2 separate regions of the Homo sapiens genome follow, and region 2 is linked to region 1. A link is a contact called in ENCODE Hi-C or POLR2A ChIA-PET data. All regions are on one chromosome and are shown on one strand. Each heading gives the region's core, a stretch centred on a gene start or an enhancer-like site at or near the end of the contact. The rest is flanking DNA. Distances are from core to core; before and after follow the strand shown.

Region 1 (5,296 bases), core at 1,823-4,322:
TAGGAGTCCATTGTCAACATAAATGCCATCCAGCCAGCCCTCTGCTAGGTCTAATCATCTTGATTCATATTTCTCCAATCATCTTCAGTTTCTTCATGTTTCTCTTTTATTATCTTGTTTCTTGTTCTGAAGATCTGCTTTTGGTTCAAAAGCTCAGAACTGAATTCAGCAAACGTCTGACCTAGTGCAGATAAAACCAACGACCCACAATATAATATCTTGGTATGAAGACAAAAAAAGTATAAATTTTTCTAATTATAAAACTAATAAATTTTATCACCCTAAAATACTTGAAATGGTAAATTTACAAGGAAGAGAATAATACAAAATAATAAAAATCCCTCTAATCCCAGCACACAGAGATAATCCTCTTTATAATTTGTTGTAGTTCCCTCCTATGCATATTGTTCTAAATAGTTCCAGTAGACAACTTATGCATTTTTCTTTTCCACTATTGATAATTTAAATTTTTAATAAATATCATAATATTCTGTTTTATGACATAATTTAATTACTCATTCCCATGATGCCAAACATATTTATTGCAATTATTTAACATATATGTAGTTGATTCATTAATATTGAACTCAGAGCCAAAAGCACTATAATGCATGCCTGATATTCATGTTACATGAATGAAGCTTATTTAACACAAATAAGTTTGTCATTTTCCTCATAAGGTACATCACAGGGGCTTCTTCTGCTTGGAAACACTAGACAGCACTTAGTGCCTCAGTGCTATGCTAAATAAAATTATACTCAATAACGTTGCAAAGGATTCGCAGACTATTCAAGTAAAGCCTTAGTCATTTTTCTGGTGGTTGAATATGGCCTGTTATTTCTGATTGATATACACAGCTTTAAATGTATTCTTAGAAACTGTAATACTCTGTGTTTTTTTACTTTCATTTGTGTTTATCAAGGTTGCTTCAAATTTATTTCTATTAAATGTGTGAATTTGGCAATGGAAATTTAAATGACTATATTTATAAATAAGTGAAACTTGAACAGAAAATGTGTAGAATAACATCTCTGCTATAAACAATACAAATAAAAAATTTTTTTATAAAACAAAGAATGTTATGATAATACCAAAAATGAGCAGGAAGTTTATATATGCTGGAATTCAAATTAGCCAGTAAAGGTGACAATATTTGGCCTACTTAGGGCAGTTTATTTCACAATAAATTATATATTTTATATCATGCATGATGACTAAAAAAATTAGAGCTCTTATTACTCAGATTAACATTTTCAAATATAAGTATTTACTTTATCATTTTAATCAAGGCAAATATTCTCACCCCTTAGTATTTATTGAGCCTCCCACTCACCCTAGGGAACATGGCAGTGCTGCAGTTTGCTTTGCATTTGCTGAAAATGGCAATTAACAAGTCAAGAGAATTTTTATTTTAAACAAAATTGTTAACACACTGCTAATAGGTAAAATCATGTGTTCTGGGAAGTAATTTGTGGGCAAGTGGTTATGATACAAGCATTTTTAAATAGACTTCAAGGAAGGGACACCAAACTGGAATGTTGAAAAGTATGTAAATGTGGGTAATGTTGCATGGAAGTAAATCTCATCTATCATTCTTCAGAAAATGCATGTGGTAAGACGGCACTTCCCTACCTCCTTGAAGTGAGACATGTTCATGTGATTTGCATGGTCCAATGAAACCTAAGAGTGTACGTCACCTCCAGATGACAATTTGAAGAAACATTGCAGAATTTGCCATGACTTTTCCTTTCCAGTGTGATTGTGGATGCACATTTTGAGACAGAGACTTCATCTGCTGAGTTCTTGAGTGACTAGAATGAACAGTACTACTGCTACTTTGCTTTGGAAATGTGGCATGAAATCTCAGTGGTTTCAAACATAAGAAATACACTTTTACTTTTGAAACCACCGAGATTTTGGGCTTGTTACTATAGCATAACCCTAAAATATCCTAACTATTACTACCTCTATGAAAAAAATCTCCAGTTAAAAAAAAAAAACACATAAAATGTTACTTATTCTCTGAGTAACTCTAGCTGCAAAGGACCAGCTAGAATTGGGGGAGGTGGGTCTTGTGAACTGATTATTTTTTCAAAGCCTATGGATCTGCTAATATTGGAAATTTGCCTTTAACACACACAAAACTGCTGGATTTTCCTTATTCTATGAAGTAAAATCCTCCTCTTAATTAATTTTATGTTTTCTTTTTTCCAAACTCATTTACTCCACAAACATATATTTGTTATCTAATATGAGCAGGTGATCTGAAGAATTCAAAGATGAGATGAAACTCATCCTTGAGGTCTTTATCACCTAAGAATGGGGATAAAATATTTACATACATTAGTGTATAAAATAGGAAGTGAAGTCCCCCACCCATAACCCCATACTTAGGAACTGATTAATCTGCTGTATAGCTTTTTGGATTGTAATAAACATATAAACATCTTTTTCTTTTATATAAATGAAAATGTATTCTAAGTGATTTTTCTGGAACCTGATATTTTCTCACTCTTTTAGAGTATCTTTCCACATGAATACACATAAATAAACCTCATTATTTTTTAATGGCTGTCTTGTATTACATTTAGAAATGTCTCAGTTTATATATCCAAGCTTTCTATTGTGCATCTTTTTAAAAGTGTGATTACAAAGTGGATAGAACCTTCTTATTTACAAAATGCTTTTTACTACAAAACTACATATATTTATTCAAACTGAACATAATATTAAAATAAAGGAAAAGAACTCATCTAGATAGGTCCTAATTCAAAGTTCCCTAAGGGGAAAAATTGCTTGTTTGTTTGTTTGTTTGTTTGTTTATTGTTGTTTATTTAACTGAAATGTCCAATGATCTGTTCTGGACATATCCGCTATGCTTCTTCCTCATTGTTTTGTTTCCTCTTTCATAACATTCATAGGCTGGAGTAGTTCAAGCATACATCCTCCAGACTCACACTCAGAAGAAAAGAGTTTTCTATAGTCCCAGGGGCTCACATACAAGTCCCAAAACTCTCTCAGGTTTGACCAACTTTCAACTCATAACACCCTTGATGAGTCAATGTGGGTAGTGAAATTGGGTAGGCTCTTTTACCAGGCTTGGGTCTCATCTTGCATCTCTGGAGTTGAAGTAATGAAGCACCTTCTTCAAAGCATGTATGTGAGTGAGAAGGGTTTTTTTTATAAAGACAAGGAATGGTGAGTGAGCATCGCCAAAAAATAATTGACATCCTCTACAGCCCTGCTCTATCTCCCTGAACTATTAGCCCTCCCCAAAGGCTGCCACTCTTAACATTCTCGTATTCGCTCACAAATTGTCTATGCATCTGCAAGACACACACACGAGTGGAATCACACTATAGATTGCTTTTTGTATTTCATTTTTCATCAATATTCTATCCTAGGCTTTTTGTTTCAGCCCACAAAAGTCTATTTCAGGCTTTTCAATGGCTGTATAATACTTCGTTATAAGTATGTACTATAAATCATTCAGCTAATCTCCTATCTATGGACATTGGTGGATGGGGGTGTTATAATGACAAATAATGTTTCACTGAACATATTAGTATTAGTCTATTATTGCATTGCCATAAAGAAATACGTGAGACTGGGTAATTTATAAAGAAACGAGGTTTAATTGCCTCACAATTCTGCAGGCTGTACAGGAAGCATGGCAGCATCTCCTTCTGGGGAGGCCTCAGGGAGCTTCAAATCATGGTGTAAGGCACAGCAGTAGCTCACACATCACATAGCAAAAGCAGGAGCAAGAGAGAGTGAGGCGGGGAGGTGCTGCACACTTTAAATGACCAGATCTCAGAAGAACTCACCTCACTATGCAAGGACAGGGCCGTAGGGGATGATGTTAAACCATTCCTGAGAAATTCACCCCCATAATCCAATCACCTCACACCAGGACCCACCTCCAACACTGGGGATTACATTTCAATATGAGATTTGGGTGGGAACACACATCTAAACTATATTAATACTTATACATAAATCTAGATGCATTTGTTCAAGTTTATCTCCAGATTCAAATCTTAGACATAAGATTATTGGGTCAAGAGGACATTAGCATTTAAAATTTTAACATACATGTTTAAAAATAGAAATAAAATTAGAGGTTGAAGGTCTTTGCCCTCCCATCCACAGTATATGGGAATGCCTGAGTCTCATTGTATCTTTGCAGTTTTGCTCAAGTGATGGCTGAAAACCAGTATTTCATTTTTATTTTATTCTGAATGTCACACATTTTTTTATTCGCCAGATGAATGCCATTATCTGTGAATTGCCTATTTCCATGTTCATTTTCTTCTAGATACAAAATTTCTCTTATTGAGTTATTAGTATATTAAGAAAATTAGCACCTAATCTACTGCATTAACATATTTTTTAAAAACTTTTGACTCCTTTTATGCCATTTTTGTTACATTAAACTTTTTTAAAGCTTTATATATTTATATTTGTGAATCTGTTTTCTTATAGTTTCTGGATTTTGTATGTTACTTATAAATCACTTTTAAATTTACACTAAACTCACTATATTTTCTATTCCTTCAATGGCCACATTTTTGTTTAAGTCATTGATTCTTCTGCAATTGTTGTTAGTATTGGGGTGTGGTCATCATTAATAATTTGTTTCTCTCATCTTCTAGGTACATGGTAGATTGCAAGTACACACCCAGTGGTAGATTGGAGCCAGGTAAGTAGCTCTGGGCAATCACTTGTGAGTGGAAGTAAGCACAAGTCACTACAGGGTAGACATTTCATTGTCAATGCAAGAGCTTATTTTTCTCTCTGATGCAGCATCACGCCATGTTTGAGATGGTAGCTATTCCACCAGCCGTCAGCCTGGGTCTTTGAGTTATAGAATCCACAGAGGTCTCCTGATAACAAGAAGTGAAAAATAAACTTTTGTGGTATTAAGCCATTAATACTTGGTTGCTTTTTAACTGCAGCATAACCAGCTGTATCCCATCTTTTCTTTTGGGGACAGTTTTGTAGCAGATGCTGTCAGTGCCTCTCATATTACCTCCCTGTTAGCATCTGTTTCCCTTTGGCCCAACTTCCAACTCCTAGCACCAGTAGTTCTTTGTTAAGGGTGTCCTCTCACTGCTGAAACTCACTCTGCCACCTGTTCAACAGGTTGGAAGCTTCTGGAATTAATGTCTCTAGGAGCAGCTCTCAAGCAATATCTGAAGAGTGTTGGTGTATAAATACTTAGCTCCCTTACCCCTTGGGTAGGATAACTTTAAGGCAGAATAGCTTGTCTGGGCTTCAAGAGCTTTCCCTGTG
Region 2 (5,296 bases), core at 909-3,408, 190 kb before region 1:
AGCTCTCTGTGGGTTAGGGTGAGACATTTGTAGGGCCTACATCACAGCTCAACTTCTGCCTCTGCCCAGTCTACTTTCCCCTCCTGCACATCCACAGATGTTGATCCTGAGGGCACTCCTTAATAAATACTCTGCTTGCTAATCCTCCCTTAGAGTCTGCTTCCTAGGGAACAGAACCTGTGACCTCTTTGACCATTCCTCTTTTTACCTTGTGGCACATCTAAACAAAATTGACTACTCTCAGCTCCTTGAATAAGCCACAAACTCTAACCTCTATGTTCATTTGCACATATTCCATGTCCATCACATAATAAAATACCCAGCACATTGCAAATATGCATTAGTTATTGTTGAAAAAACATGTGTCCTTGTATCTGGCCCTTCTTCCTCTAATCTCCCTTTCTTGAGTAACTACTTCATCCTCATCTTTTCAGATAATTCAGCCTAAATGTCACTTCCTCTACCAAGCATTTTCTGATTTTCCTTGTCCTTTTTCCTTTCTTGGAATTGCTATTGTTCTCTTCGCTCTATAAGAAATTTTGTTAAACTGTATCACAGCAGCTTATTTGCCTATTTCCCTTCATCCTATGCAAACCGTGAGTTGTTTTTGAACACCTTGAAGTCATGGCTGTTTTTTTCACCTCTGTTTATACAGCAATAGTTTTCTTTTTTTTTTTAACCTTTGTTCATCCAGGCTCAAGAGGTGTTTAAAAATGAAACTTAGATCTGTGATCTCCTAATACAGATCTGCATTAGAATCACCTGGAGAAATGTTAGAAATGTAAATTCTCATTCTTGACCTCTGACTCAATAACTCCAGGATTAGGGCCCATTTCTGCCACCTTTGGGAACTGCTGACGAAAATCTCAGCTTGACTATCCACCATTTCTACTGAGAAGAGATCCATTTAGTTATATTTTTAGTTTTTTGACATTACAGTTGATCCTTGAACAACATGGGTTTGAACTTCTGGGGTCTACTTACATGTGGATAATTTTCAAACAAATGCAGATGGAAAATACAGCATTCATATGATGCGAAACCTGCCTGCATGGACAGCCAACTTTCAGCATTTGCAGGTTCTGCAAGCCTGAATGAGGGACTTGAGTAAGTGCAGATTTTGGTATACATGGGGGTCCTGGAACCAATCCCTCACACATACCAAGGGGTCACTGTAGCTTGATCATTTACTTTTAAGCATAGCTAAGCTCTTGGTCAGGAATACACCACCCAATTATTTCTCTGCTCCTATGGAAAATGACACTGTGCCTTCCAGAGGTCCAGTTTGGTAACAGCATGAGAGCACCAGAGACAGGTTGCCTGGGTTGACCCCTGGTCCCAACCCTTTGCTGACAGTACAACCTTAGACAAATTACATATTTCTTTGTGCCTCAGTGTTCTCACCTGCAAAATGAGGACAATAATAATTTGTACCTCATGCATTGGTTGTAAGAATCAAATAAGTGAATGCATGGGGAGTGTTTAGAACTGAACTTGACACATAGGGAAATCTCAATAAATGTTACTTATTTCTATTTCTATAATGATTACTGTTTTTTATTATGATCTTAGGAAATTACTGTCTAGAAAAATATGTAACTATAAGGGACATATTGACTAACTGTGAATGTCTAAAAGTTTGGCAGAGGAATGTATAACAAAATTCACAATTTGAGATTCTAGTCCCATGACATACGTTATCTTCCCATTGTTAGTTGCTTTTCCATGATCTCCTTGTTCCTGGTGCCTGAAGATTTTTCTCACATCTTGTTGTTCTGGCAGGGCTTTCCAAGCTTAAACAATATGCTCTATAGTTCAACATTCTACAAGAGACTTGGGTGAAGGATGTTTTTTATATCTCGGAAGTTTAAAATTGCGCAATCCTTCAGGCATAGTGTTTCAACTGAGAGTGGCCTGTTTTCTGAAAGCAGTCTTCCGTACAGACAGTAGTATATCAATTTGTCACCAACTTGGAGATCCCGGCAGAAAACTGTGAAAATTACATACCTGTAATTTGGTTTTCTCATTATAGGGACCTTGACCAGTCTGGATGCTATAGAGTAAGGTCATTGACACTTAAAAGAGAGCAGCTGGACTTAAGAATTTGATGGCAAAACTCAGCAACCCCTCCTTTCCCCTCCGCCTCCACATCCCCCTCTGGCAGGAAATTACACCCAAACCACAGAAAACATTGCACATGCTTTCATCCAAAGAGAAATAATAAAGTTGATCAGCTTAAATTAAAAGGCTGTAACCTATTTTTTACTTTGTGTAAATAAGTCAGGTGTAACAATCTATTTTACTTGCCTATGAAAGTGTTCATCCACCTGAAGGCAACAGAAAGCTGAGATTTCACAGAATCAATTTAGGGTGAACTTGAGAAAAGGTTTTCACATAAAAACTCCCAAAAATATTACTATGAAAGTCTGTGAACTTTTTTCTCATTGAAAAAAATAATTGCCTCTCAGGGCCCCCAATTCTAGATAAAGACACAAAGGATGCTTGACCTGTAAAAGATTAGAACTATATGATAGATTTGAAATCTGTCTTGTAAAAGATAAATTCTTTTTTTATTATTCCCCAGTGTAGAACTAAGGCAAATGAATAGAAAGATATTAAGGCAGTGACTTTGGGTCAACATGAGTTTAGGATGTAGAAATGTCATTATATTAACAGCTGGCAGCCTATTTACTCCTAAAAAGGGAAGAACATTTGCTTACAGATATACCCTGACAATGTCTTAAAGAAGATGAGTATTATGCTGAATTAGGTTTGTAGAGTATGTTCTTTGTATAGTGACATATTCTTTGACCCCTCAAATTTTCAGTAAAATAAGTAAACCAGCACAAAGCTAATTTCTAGAGGATCTTTCATGAACTGGTGGAGGGATTCAATGTTGCCTCCAGGACAATGTAGGATGAAAACAAGGACTAACACGACAGCTGGAACGTTGATGGACAGATGCATAAGGAAGCAAACTATCAGGAATTTGCGAAAATTATGAAGCGGGGCTCTGAATTTCCAGAGAAGTTCACAGTGAACTGACAAATCCCTGAGAGGCAGGGAAGCCCTGGCTGACAGCTCATTTTCAACAGAAAGAACTTTCCTATAATGCTCACCTAGCTAGTAAAGTGACTCCCTAGCTCCTATACTTACTTCCTCCCTCAGGGCTAACAAGCCCTACCGTGGCATCCTCACAGGGCTGGACTCTGATCCCCCTGGTCAAGGAGAGAGTCCATTGAGGGAGATGAATTAATTAAGAGATTTACAGCTCAGAAGGCATAATGGAAGATGCAGCCCTGTTTATTGTGCTTCATGAACCCAGAGAAGAAGTCCCAAACTCAGTTTTGGAGTAAGACGGTATTAGAGAAAGTTTCTCAAAAGAGGTGACAGTGGGTTGGGGCAGGAGTAAATTTAAACAAACAGTAAGTTCAAAATGTAAAATTGTTTGATATTTTGAGGGAACGGCAAGCCCTTGAGTGTGGCTAGCTCACAGCGGCTAACGTGGGAGATTCGGGGCTGCCTTTCAAAACAAGCATAGGAAGGTAGCCAAAGACCACATCTAAAAGGTTCCTAAGTCAATCTAAAGAGCTTGGATTTTTATCCTGAAGACAATAGGAAGCCACTGACAGTTTTTAAGTAAAGAAGCACTGTGATTACATTTGGTGATTGAGAAAAATATGTTGAGGGTCTCTAGACAGCTGTTTTGTGGAGTTTAGATATTTGCTTGTCCAATGCCATCCTCCTAGCCTGAGGACCTATGTGTCCTTCCAGACATACCTCCCCTATGAAAAATTATCTGATAATATCAACCCCCTCCTTTGATCTTTGTCACATTTGTTTTTCGCTCCTGTATCACTTACCTCCTTGCACATTTTTTAAAATGAAGCATTCTTCAAGTGTCATTTCACATCTAAATCTTTGAAAATTATTCAGGACAGACACTCACAAGCCTACAGGACACAATCAGATAAGTGAGTAAAGCAAACCAGGAATAAGAGGCATTTGTCTGCATGGTGCTGTGGGTTGAATGTGTCCCCCCAAAAGTTTATATGGTGAAAGTTTTATTCCTTAATGCAGCAATGTTGGGAGGTGGGACCTGGTGGGAGGTGGGAGGTTTTTGAGTTATGGGGGCCTAGGCCTCAGGAAGGGATTAGTGCACTTCCCTCAGGATAGGGATAGTTCTCACAAGAGCAGTGTTACAGAGCAGATAACCCCACTTTGTTTCTTTTCCTTTTGCTTGTGCTCACTTGTACTTCTGCTTTTCTCTCATGCTGTGAAGCAGCACAAAGCCCTCACCTAATGTAGCCACCTGATCTTGGACTTCCCAGCATCTAGTACTATGACCTAAATACATTTTTCTTTAAAAATTACCCAGTCCCAGGTAATTTGTCATGGCAACAGAAAATGGATTAAGACACATGGGAAACATGTAGTAATGCTCTTTACTTCCACAAAAAAAGAGGTTGAAAAAAACACACACATTTATGTAACATAAGAAAAGCAACAGCACAAGGGCAGTGCTAATAGAGATGTGTAATTAACCACAGTATTCATGAAGCAATAGGGAGTGATGAGATCTGTAGTCAATCAGAGAGATCATTCACTTTTGTAAGAAAGGTAGTCGCTACTTGTCCCAAGTAATTGTTGACATGCAGAGTTAGAGAAACAGAGTGTAAGATGTCTTGATTAAAAAGGGGGAAAAAATCAAACTCCAAATTTTTATATGAAATATCCTTATACCTAAAAATTGGTTGAAAACTTTTCTGAATATTACAGACCAATATCAGCATATCAGTGGCCCAGATATATCCCACATACCCTACAAATTACAACTTGCGTAATACATTTTTATGTGACCATGAAGTCTAGAAACTTGCTTAATAAATATAATTTGAAAACAAGGTGCTTTTGTTTCTGTGACTTTTGACACCCTCATCTTTATCATTCATTGAGCTCTGACTTTGTGTTGACTTTCATTGCTATTTATTTTTCATGTTTATTTTTAATCTTTTCAAAGAGATGAGACCTCCCGAATATCATAAATCATCACTTCAGCATCTTTCTTTCCCCAGCCCATAACATGGTTATTTTTCCTTTGTTTAGGCGCTGTAATAATTATAAAAACTAAAATTTATTAATTGTTTACTACAGGTAAACAATTCATATTATCTCATTTGTTTCCTAAAACAATATTATAAAATAGCTACTGATATTTTGATTCTTACTTACAGATGAAGAATTCAAAGATTGGAAAGATTAAACAAAGTGTCCAGGCTTATGTAGTTAGGAAGTT

The links. A loop is a pair of places that touch in the nucleus more often than their neighbours do. ChIA-PET counts read pairs that join two places held with the same protein, here RNA polymerase II (POLR2A). Pooled maps may share reads with other maps.
Region 2: a loop to region 1 is called in a pooled map, with 2.4 times the contacts of the local background. The contact joins two enhancer-like sites. A Hi-C loop is called at or near these places in 2 of 50 pooled maps. POLR2A ChIA-PET finds 5 or more read pairs at or near these places in 3 of 52 experiments (A673, activated CD4-positive, alpha-beta T cell and activated T-cell).

What each region holds. Positions count from the first base shown.
Region 1 is chr3:18,529,572-18,534,867 of GRCh38, reverse strand. SATB1-AS1 (SATB1 antisense RNA 1) reads right to left here. Exons shown (of 7, transcript NR_125803.1): 7 at 4,754-4,887. Among named protein-coding and RNA genes, the nearest start is that of SATB1-AS1, 87 kb to the right of the region's middle. Within about 2 kb of position 3,072, at least 2 of the 41 ENCODE cell types and tissues checked have a DNase peak (open chromatin) inside an H3K27ac peak, as active enhancers do.
Region 2 is chr3:18,722,598-18,727,893 of GRCh38, reverse strand. No RefSeq gene overlaps it. Among named protein-coding and RNA genes, the nearest start is that of SATB1-AS1, 280 kb to the right of the region's middle. Within about 2 kb of position 2,158, at least 5 of the 41 ENCODE cell types and tissues checked have a DNase peak (open chromatin) inside an H3K27ac peak, as active enhancers do.